2 separate regions of the Homo sapiens genome follow, and region 1 is linked to region 2. A link is an interaction called in ENCODE POLR2A ChIA-PET data of the cell type or tissue named here. Cell type or tissue: OCI-LY7. All regions are shown on one strand. Links, peaks and the distances in the headings refer to the core of each region. The heading gives the core; the rest is flanking DNA. Region 1 overlaps RAPGEF3 (Rap guanine nucleotide exchange factor 3). Region 2 holds the start of LOC124900322 (small nucleolar RNA SNORA64/SNORA10 family).

The links. Peaks named below come from ENCODE experiments on the same cell type or tissue, not always from the same donor. Only the 100,000 strongest peaks of a DNase experiment are listed, where the experiment ranks them.
Region 1: POLR2A ChIA-PET joins it to region 2 with 8 read pairs; 2 of 35 experiments call an interaction of 5 or more read pairs at or near these places.

What each region holds. Positions count from the first base shown.
Region 1 is chr12:47,748,546-47,753,920 of GRCh38, forward strand. It overlaps RAPGEF3 (Rap guanine nucleotide exchange factor 3), which reads right to left. Exons shown (of 28, transcript NM_001098531.4): 3 at 3,371-3,424; 4 at 3,178-3,284; 5 at 2,854-2,975; 6 at 2,503-2,671; 7 at 1,796-1,880; 8 at 1,385-1,445; 9 at 1,196-1,272; 10 at 845-991; 11 at 274-386. Among named protein-coding and RNA genes, the nearest start is that of RAPGEF3, 7.6 kb to the right of the region's middle. RefSeq lists enhancers at 3,915-4,456, 4,941-5,235. In OCI-LY7, for the core only: no CTCF peak of the experiment used is centred there; DNase peaks (open chromatin) are centred at 2,036 and 3,156.
Region 2 is chr12:47,346,234-47,351,608 of GRCh38, forward strand. LOC124900322 (small nucleolar RNA SNORA64/SNORA10 family) reads right to left here and starts at 64; the gene lies at 1-64. In OCI-LY7, for the core only: no CTCF peak of the experiment used is centred there; no DNase peak of the experiment used is centred there.

The DNA.
Region 1 (5,375 bases), core at 66-5,065, 400 kb after region 2:
GCAGAAATGGCCAATCTTTGGCACTGGTGCCACTACTCCCCACTCCCACACCTGGGCAGACATCAATAATCAATTACATCATTTTTCTCCATTAGCCAGCCCTGTCCCACCTTAGGGCAGGGAGGAGACTGGCTCAGCAGGCACATCCTGGTCCCTCAATACCTCTCCATCCACAAGTGGCCAGAGGGCAGGGATATGACACAGGGGAAGGGAGCAAAGATTGGGAAATGAAAGGAGGGACAGTGTGGAGAGGGAGCATGGCAGGTGTATTACCGGTTCCTGCCTGGGGTTGGGGGTCGGGAAGGGCCGGCGCCCTGAGAGGCTCTCTCCAGCACCAGCACCACTTTGCCATGTTCTTCCAGCCGCATGGTCTTTGCCTCCACATCCTGGAGAACAGGCCACATCCCATGCTCAACTCATGATGTTCCAGCTTTAGACCCTCTCATCTACCTCCTTCATTCCAGCCCCTGAGCCCCATGAGGGTCCCACAGGGACCCACAGCCCTTCTCCCACCTCCGACTTTGGCTCCACCTCCTCAGCCTTCCCTACCTTCCATGCATCCTGCCTCCCCCACAGCCTAGTCCCCCGCCCCCTGCATGCCCATCCTTCCCCTGGTCTCCCACACTGAGCCTGAAGTCACTGGTCTCACTGAACTCCTTCTGTGCCTTATGGGCTTCACCTTCTCACACACACCCAGGGCTATGGTCCCACTGCCAGCTGTCATAGCCCAGCATCTCTTACCTGCCCTGCTTCTTACAGGCCCTCTGCTCTGGTCCCTACTCCTCTCTCCACATCACTTCTCTGGACGAATGGCCCCTGCCCTCCCCAACCCCAGCAGCAGCACCTTGATGATACGGTTGAAGTCCTGCTTGTCCACACGCAGGAAATGACAGTTGTCTTCTCGCAGGATGATGGTGGCTGCCCGGGGTGCATCATTCACCAGAGCCAGCTGTCCAAAATCATCTCCCTCATGCAGGGTGGTCACCAGCCCCTGCAGCCAGGCCTCAGTCTCAGCCCGCCCCTGCCGCCCCTGCCGCCCCCAGCTCTTGCCAGGACAGACCCACGGCAGGAGAACAACCCACACAGGAGACACGGGGTCAGCAGCAGTAGATCAACAAAGGCACTGCCCATGAGGACATGGACCAGGGAGCAGTTAGGACCCAGGGCACTGGGGTGGGGAGGAGGGAGGGCTCACCTTGCCATGGGTCACCACGTTGACAGATCCCTTCCAGATAATGTACCACGAAGTGCCCTTGTCCCCCTGGCTGAACACTGACAGAAGCATACCTCAGACCGGGCCCTCCTGGCACCTACCATTCCTTCACACATCCTTCTGCCCATGTCCAGGCCCTGTGCCTGGCTTCTTATGCCCTGCTGGACTTACACACGGTCCCTGCCTTGCTGTGTGGTTCAAAGAGCAGAACAGCCGCTAATTCTCGCTTCACCTGTGTGGTGGAGATAGGAGAGTCGGTGGCGACAAGTTCATGTGCAGAGCAGCCAGGCTTTTGCTAGGGGTGTGGTTAGGTCCAAAGACACAAGTGCTGGGGGACAAAGATGTGGCCAGGTCAGGTGTTCCCAGGATTCAGCAGGAGACAAAGCAAGTGGAGAAAATGGGCTGAGAGAGGCGGAAGGATTTTCAGACAGGGCAGCGCCGGGGGCAAGAAATCAGACTGAAAATTTCCAGCCATAGATGGAAGTGGAGAAATGCCCTCTGGCCCAGCAGTTGGAGTTTCAGGGAAGTCACAGGAAGAGAAGATGCCTGGTACGGGGCAGGGCTGGGAGGGGCAGGACTGACCGAGTTGGAGAGGTGGGCCACAGCCTTGATGTGCAGCAGCTCCTCAAAGATGAGGTCCAGCTCTTCATCCGTGCGCTGACCTGGGCTGCAGGGACAGGAGGAATGGGAGCACACTGTGAACTGTGGGCCCGTCAGGTGCAGGGAGCCACTCCACCCACCCAGCCGATGCCTGTGCCAGACGGTGCCTCAGCAGTGACAGTTATCAGCAGCAGCTAACCTTTACTGAGTGCGCACATGTGGCAGCGCTTGTGATGAGCATTTTGCATGCATTGTTTCACAACAACCCTAAGGAGTGGTTCTATCATCCTCACTTGACAGAACAGGAACTAGCATGAGGAGGCTCAAGGTCACCCAGCCAGTAGCCAGTCCAGCTGGAATTTGAACCTGGACCCACCGGACTGCAGTTTCCAAAACCCACTTGCTTTCAGCCACAACTGTGTCTCTGAGTGGGAAGGGTCCTCAGAGATCCCCCTGGTCCAACATCCTCATCTACAGAGGAAGAAACTGACTTGGGGGGGTTTGGGAGTGTGGAGGGATCCAGGTCACACAGTGAGTCCGTGGCAGTCAGCGCCAGGGGCTTCTGGGCCAGCCAGGTTCCCTTCCCTCCACAACAGGTAAGGGATGCCCCCAGAGATCAATCTGAGAAACCGTGAAATCTGAGTGCTGTGTGAGGCCTGGGGTCACGGGGTGCAGGGATTCTGACTCACGGCTTTCGAAGTGCCACAGTGAGCAGGGCGTCAGGCCCCCGCTGGGAGAGCAGGGCCACAGCTTCGGCCAACTCCTCCTCCATCTCATGAGTTCTCACGGGCTCGGGCTCGGGCCCGGGGAACCGGTAGAATTGGGCATCTCGGTCCTGGAAGGCCCAGTCGTGTTTCACTGGGGGGCAGAGGCCCAGGCGTGGGGGAGGAGAGGAAATTGAGGCTATGTGGGTATGAAACCCCACTGCGATGCCACCCCTCAGCACTCCCCAAGTAGTGCCTGCTTCCCAGGACTGCCCTGTCCTGTCCCCCTCACTGCCCAGCCCAGCCCGGGGCACCCCACCCTGGGCTCGGGCTCACCATGGCAGAGGGCACCTTCATCCAGCAGCACCTGGCAGATTCCCACAACTTGGCTCCGGGAATGGACCCCAAGTCCCAGGGCCAAGATCCCATCCACCAGCTCCCGGCCAGAGCAGCACTGCCTATGGAAGGTAGAAGGGGACAGGCCAGTGGAAGGAGGGTGGCAGGGAGAGGGAGGAACTATGCATTAGAAAGGCACCCTCTGAGGCCCAAGCCTGGTTCGTCCCTGTGCTAGAAGCAGGGTGAGGCCCAGGTGCCTGACATAAAGTGGAACGGAGAGAAAGCAGTGAGGCTGGGCAAGGAGGCAGCAGGGCCTCCACTCACCGATAGAGCCTAAGGTGGTACTTCCGGTCTCGGATGAGGTTTGGGCAGGTGGCCAGCAGATGCCGATGCAGCTGCCTCCCAGCCCTGAGCACCCGCTCTGTGGAGGCCTTAGAGGGAGGAAGGGCACAGCAGTTCAGGCTCTGAACCCCTCATGGTGCTGCCTGTCCCAGCTCCACCCTGCCCAGGCTTCTACCTGCTCCAGGCTCTCGCTGAAATCCAGGGACTCCTCGCTGTTGGTGAGTGGTGTCTGGGGGCAGCAGGGAAAGCGTGCACATCAGTGTGAGGTCTTCAAGCCCAGCTCTTGGATACCTCCCCTCCCCCATCACTCCCACTCTTGCCTAGGCCCCAACCCCAAATGCATCCATGTGGCCACTCCTTCAGCAAATAAACAAATATTCACTCAGCACCCTGTGCCCCGGGCATCGCCTCTTCCCACCCTGCCATCCTGATCACCAAACCCAACTCAAGGACTGCCTCCCTACAGTTGAGAGCCCTAAGACACCCATTCTGCTTACTCAGGGCCCAGGTGTGCCCATGCCCCCAGGTGAACTGCCCCTGTTGGGGGAAAGAAGTGAGGGAGCTGGAAGGAGCATGAGGACATGAGATAAGAAGACCTGGGAGATGGGAGCCAGGATGTGAGCAGCTCAGGAGGCCTGGGAACATCCGCTCCTGGGCTGGGGTCACAGACCTGATCCCCAGCCAGGTTCTGTGTCCTTCCACAGGCCCATGAGCAGGTGTCTTGCCATCTCTGGGCCTCGGATCAGCCTGGTTGTCAAAACACAAACCCTGGAGCCAGGCTCCTGGATTAAAATCTCTGCTTCCCCACTGATGGCAGATGTGACCTGAAACAAATGATTTAACCTCTCCCTCCCTACCTGAGTCTCCTGAACTGTAAAATCTACAAAGCACTAATAATACCGACTCATGAGGTTTTGGGAGAATTAAATGAGTTGCTACACATCGAATGTTTAAAGCATTGCCTGGCATATAGTTGTATGCACATGTTAGCTAGTACTCATCTGTGAGGCATTAGGGTGGGGCTGCTTGCTGGAAAGCGTCTTTCTTCTCTGAGATGTTGCTAGCCTGTGCCCTGCGAGAGTGAATAAGTCCTTGGTGGCACACAGGACTGGCTCAGGAAGACGCACTTTATCATGGAAACACTGCTTAGTAAGGATTCCCTGCCCTTGGTAACAAGCCATTTGGAACTCCCGGGCCTGTACGCCCTGGAATAATGGCCATGAAAGCCCCTCACGACCCTTCTCTTCCTACCACCTGAGAATCTGGGGTTTGTGGACATCTCTGGACAGGATGCTCTACCATCTACGAGCCCTCTCAAAGGGCTCACTTTACAGTTTACAAAGCACTTTACAGTTTACAAAGCACAATCGCCCCCTTGATTTCATTGGATCTCATGTAAAATAGGATCAGATGTGAAATAGGCAGAGCAGGCATTGTCTGTCCTCTGTCACTTACAAGGAAATAAAAGCCTGGAGGTGAGGTACCTTGTGTAACTCAGTTGCGCATACTTCGGACAGCCAGACAGCTGTGGAGAAGTTCAAGTTCCCACCCAGAAGTGCTCCCATTCTCAGTCTCCCTACACCCACCCCACCTGCCCCTTTCCTCTCCCCTCACCAGCCACCTCTCTCCTAGCTTCCCATCTGGCTTCAGGTCCCTGAAAAGGACCTGCTGGGGAGTTGCAGTACAACCAGTCCTGGTGCTGGCAGGGCCCTGGGCACAGGCATCTTGGCACTGCGTGCCCAAGCAGAGGCCTGAGGTCTGGCATGTGCAGGCGCCTGGCCCAGGGCTGGGCGGAAGTCACTAGGTGTCCCAAGGGTATCCCTGCCCGGGTCATGGGGCCCAGCCCAGTGCCAGACACAGAGCCCTGGAGACTTAACGACAGGAAATGAGAAGGAGGAGGAGCCAGGGAAGGGAGGAAGGGCAGGAATGCTACCCAGCCAGCCCCCTGTGTCGGAACAAACAGTGCCTGAGTGCTAATGACTTGTTGTTCATATCAAAATGCCCAGGTGGCCCCAGTCCCTGCCCCAACTCCCATTGGAGCCCACAACCCAGGCTCCAGCACCAGCCCCCTTCCTGGTATTATTCTGACTTGGGAGAGGGCACATTAGGAGGGGTGGTGCTGGGTCACGTGGCCAGGTTGGTCATTTCCTGTCCTCCCCCAGGGGATGAGGATGCAGGTC
Region 2 (5,375 bases), core at 193-5,192:
CTGCCTCCCAGAAAAGACACCAAGCACACACTGGACCTGTGTGATTAAGCGGCACTGAGAGGCCTATTTTATAATTTTAAAACTTGTTAAGTTTCTTTGGTCACCATTAATCTCTGCCACAATCACATGTATCACTCAGGCCACCACTACCAACATTACTTCTTAGTTTCATTCAAAGGAATGTTGTCAAATATGTGGATTTCTCCTACCCTCAAATCCAGATAAAGCAATGGGCATTTTGATGAATACAAAATGTGGAATTAGTTTTTTAGCTAAAAAACAATTGCTCAAGATCTTCGTTGGCCCGGAAGGATAATTTCTTTCTAAGTACAGTGTGCTGGGCTTCTCCCCTCCCAACTTAGAATGCAGATAGCAGTTCAGGAACAGTTTTTAATAATCTAACTTCACAATAGACAGATGTGGTGGGTATTAATATAACAGAAATAAACTATTATAAGCTACTGCTCACTGTGAGCTCTGTGCTGTGCTGGGTAGTTCTCTCCTGTTATCGCATTTGCTTAATTGCACAACTAATGTTTACTCAGTGTTTGGTACTTCTTCTAAATGCAGCTTAGCATAGTACAGAGGTTGTCAAATGTCAGTGGACTTTGGAATTACCTAGAGAGAATGTGACAAATGTGTCCCCACCTCCAGAGTTGCTGATTCAGCTGATGGGGATGAGGGTTGAGAATCTGCATTCCTAACACATTCTCAGGTGATGTTGATGCTGCTGGTCTGGGGACCACACTTTGAGATCACTGACATTGTAGTTAAAAGCAGTGACTTTGCTATCAGACTGATTTGGTTTGAGTCCTCTAACTTTGGATACATTTTGTAACCTCTTGCCATTTCATTTCCTCATCTGTAAAATTATACCTCCAACATTAGCTATTTTGGGGATTAAATGATATATATGTGTAGTGTTTAGTACAGTTTTTTATGTGTTAGAACTCAGTAAATGTTAACTGCTACTACTGCAGCAATTACTACAGTGCTACTGTTACTACTAAATAGAATTAGAAAATGACTGATTTTAAAATCATTTTTAAATTGTCAATGCCACCTCTTCTCTCTACCTAGAGCTGAGTGCCAACATCTGTTATGACATCATAATGAGATTAATAACTAAGACCCTAAGGAATAATATATTGGATTTTTCATATTATTATGAAGGTTCTCCATCACAACTTAAGAAAAATATGTAAACTATGTGTCATTTTATATTTTAAAATTATTATTATTATTAGTTATTGGAGACAGGTTCTCACTCTGTCAGCCAGATTAGAGTGCAGTGGTGTGCTCATAGCTCACTGTAACCTTGAACTCCTGGGACCAAGTGATACTCTAGTCCAGCTAATTTTTCTTTTTTTTTGAGACAGGGTCTCACTCTATTGCCCAGGCTGGAGTACAGTGGTGTGATCATGGCTCACTGCAGCCTCCATCTCCCAGGTTCAAGTGATTCTCTTACCTCAGCCTCCCAAGTAGCTGGGACTACAGTTGTTTGCTACCACACCCACCTAAATTTTGTATTTTTTTGTAGAGACAGGGTTTTACCATGTTGCCCAGGCAGGTCTCAAACTCCTGGTCCTAAGTGATCCTCCCACCTTGGCCTCCTAAAGTGCTAGGATTACAGGCATGAGACACCAGGCTTGGTCATATTTTTTTTTTTTTTTCTTTTTGAGACGGAGTTTCACTCTGTCACCTAGGCTGGAGTGCAATGGCATGATCTCGGCTCACCACAGCCTCTGCCTCTGGGTTCAAGTGATTCTCCTGCCTCAGCCTCCCAAGTAGCTGGGATTACAGGAGCCCACCACCATGCCCAGCTAATTTTTGTATTTTTAGTAGAGATGAGGGTTCACCCTGTTGGCCAGGCTGGTCTCAAACTCCTGACCTCAGGTGATCCACCTACCTCGGCCTTCCAAAGTGCTGGGATTACAGGTGTGAGCCACCATGCCCAGCCCTGGTCATCACTTTTAATAAGAAACACAACCCTGAAAAGAATCTCTAGGGAAGGAAGTTGTAATTGACTCAATTTATTAACTTCACTAAACATTATTGAATATATTATTATGGGCTAACTAAAAAATAATTCCATTCAGTGGTCACACACACACACACATGCCCCAAAACAAACAAACAAAAACAAACAGGAACCTTCATGAAATATTGCTTAGTCATAAGAAATATTTTATAAGAGTTACCATATACTTTGGCCATAGAAAATTCCAATAACTCATTCAAATGAAATTAGCCTGCCACTAATCTGCAAAACGATAAGAGTGTCAGAGATGGCATAATATATAAGTTGGAAAGATGCTTATCACCTATTAACCACATACTGATGTAGCACTGCTATCAGTTGTATGATTGCAGACACCTGGAAGGTCATCCTAGCCTCTTTCAACCACTGGCATCTAGATTCTTGTTATAGGCTGAATGTGTCCCTGCCAAGTTCATATGTCGAAATTATAGCCCCCTCTGTGATGACATTAGGAGGTGGGACATTGGGAGGTGATTAGGTCATAAGAGGGGAGCCCTCATGAGTGGGATTAGTGCCCTTATAAGAAGATAAGTAAGAGAGATGATCTCTCTGGACTATGTAAGAATACACAAAAAGACAGTCTTCTACAAACCAAGAAGAGGGCAATTCACCAGCTTCCAGAGCTGCGAGAAATACATGTTTGTTGTTGAAGCCACACAGCCTGTGGTATTCTATTATAGCAGCCCAAACTGTTCAAGGCAATTCTTTTTTAGGTTTATACAGAGCTACTAAAAAATAAAACTGGTAAGTTAACACCAAAGGTTTCATCCAAATCATTTAAAACAAGGGTGGTAATAGTCACATTAAAGAAATGTAACTTTCTATGTTGGCTTTGAATGCTCTAATATCCATAATGAGATTTTAAAAAAATAATACACGCACTTGGATTCTTTGCTTTGCAGGTCTCTTGGACATTTAAGTAGAAGTGACATTTATTACCCAATGCTTACTAATACTGTAGTTCGGGGATGGGCAAACTACAGCCCCCTTTCCCCACCTCTGTCATTTTCTAAATAAAGTTTTATTGGAACACAGCCACTCTCTTTCTTTCACATATTGTCTCAGGCTACATTTATGCTACAGAAGGGTTGCCAACCTCTGCTGTAGACAGTTACTTGGAACACTTTGCAGAGAAATGTGGCAAGGAGAAATGTAATCTCTTTCCTAGAAATATCTACCCAAAGAGGTAATTTATATTCAGTAAAATAGTGTCCTAGTACAGTAACAAATTAGCCTTACAGTTGATTTCCTGTTAACTTCAGACTGAAATATTCACTAGCCCTTCTGAATGCTCAGTGTCATTACAATGATGTATCCACCAGCCATGGGCAACACTCTACTCTGGGCCAGGAGTTGTCCTCAGTTTTGCATTATTCTTGCTTAATTTTAAAAGTCAAACTTACATTTATTAAGGTTAATAAAGTCCCAGAACCTCATCAATGGCTAAATAACCTTTCTCTGGAAACCACATTGTTTTTTTCAGAAGTAGTACTTCCCTTTAAGCATCTATAAACCTATTTTATTTTATAGAACATGGTATTGGCCTGCCTTTAAAAATGAGTTCCTTTTTTTTTTTTTTGAGACAGAGTCTAGCTCTGTGGCCCAGGCCCAGGGTGGTGTGCAGTGGCACGATCTCAGCTCACTGTAATCTCTGCCTCCCAGGTTCAAGCGATTATCCTGCCTCAGCCTCCTGAGTAGGTGGGATTGCGTGCACCACCATGCCAGGCTGATTTTTGTATTTTTAGTAGAGATGGGGTTTCACCATGTTGGCCAGGCTGATCTCAGACTCTAAGTTTCTATTTCTTTAACAAATGTCTTTCCAAGTACTTGAGGTACAATTTCTATGATGCTTCCAAAAAAAAAAATTAACACATATTTGTTGGGTGAATAGAGAGTATGTATCAGAGTGGGAGGAACATGAGAGTTCAACTCTCAGAAGTTCCACTTCCTGCTAGTGTATGATAACCCTCTGAGCCTCAATTTCCTTATCCTTAAAATAAAAGTAATCTCTATGTCATAAGATTGTGGTCAGGATTTTAAACAATGCATGTAAAATGCATAGTGAGAGCCAGACACTTTACAAGTGGTGATTTAGTGAATGCCAGTGAAGTGGGCTTAGTTATTTTTCTTTTCAGATTTCTTTTTGATTTAGTTGGATTTTCTTAGAGGTGAACTAGATGCTTAAAAGTAGTCATGCTTAAATTTATTCAGGCAAACTTTAACAAATTTAAGATACCGTGCCTTATACTGAAACAACAGTTTCAAGACACAGTTTGTAGCTTGAACTGGAAAGAGAATATGAAGATAAAGGACACCAGAAGGCTCTGGCACAGCTCTGGTGTCGCCGACGCTACTTAGAGCCCTAACTCCCTTACCCTCTTTCCCCAGCCTTTCAGTGCTTCACAGATGCTTGCCATTGGTCACACAGTGGCCAGAGAATGAGTGTTTGGATGATTGTCTGTCAATCCTCCATCCTGAGAAGAGAGGCAATAATTACCCCTGCCCAGATGATCCACAGCCATGGAAGGCATTCATTCCATCCTTTGGGGCAGTGATGCTTAGAAAAGCCCTCACCTGATGGCAGGCTGAAAGATCTGAATTGCAGTCCCAGTTCCGCAACCCGTCAGCTATGCAACCCCAGACACAGCAATCTGCACCATTCTGAGTCCTAAGTGTCTTCAGCAAATTAAATGAGATATCTGTGATCCTTCCAGATTTATAGCCTTTTCCATCAGGGAAGTGAAGTATATGCATGAACTTTAAAGGAATAGGGGGCTATATGCCAGCCTAAAATATCCATTCTGATTTGGGACAGGTTTCTCAGACATTTATTCTCAAGATATCCCACATTGGCTCTTTTCTCAGCTGCTAAGATCTGACCCTTGCAATAATCAGGTTTCCAGAGGTATGGAACACAACAAATTAGTAGGCCCTAGAGGGCTACTAATGGCTGTCTCCCACCTATGTAAATACACATAAATAATCACTCAGTCATCCATTCTAGAATCTTGCTAGTGTTTGCATTATACTGACTGGTGGAGCATCTCAAATCTGAAACTTGAAATGCTCCAGTGAGTATTTCTTGTCAGCGTTCAAAAGTTTCAGATTTTGGAGCATTTTGGATTTTGGATTTTTAGATTTGGGATGCTCAGCATGTATAAGAAATAAATTTTTGTTTTTGTTTTTTAATAAATTACCTAGTCTCAGGTATTCTGTTATAGAGCAGAAGCCAGGCTAAGACTGTGTTCATAATAGTGGCTCATCATTTGTTTGGCAATATATTTGTTATTAAAATATTTCACTGTGACAATACTCACTGTGATAAATTTTATTC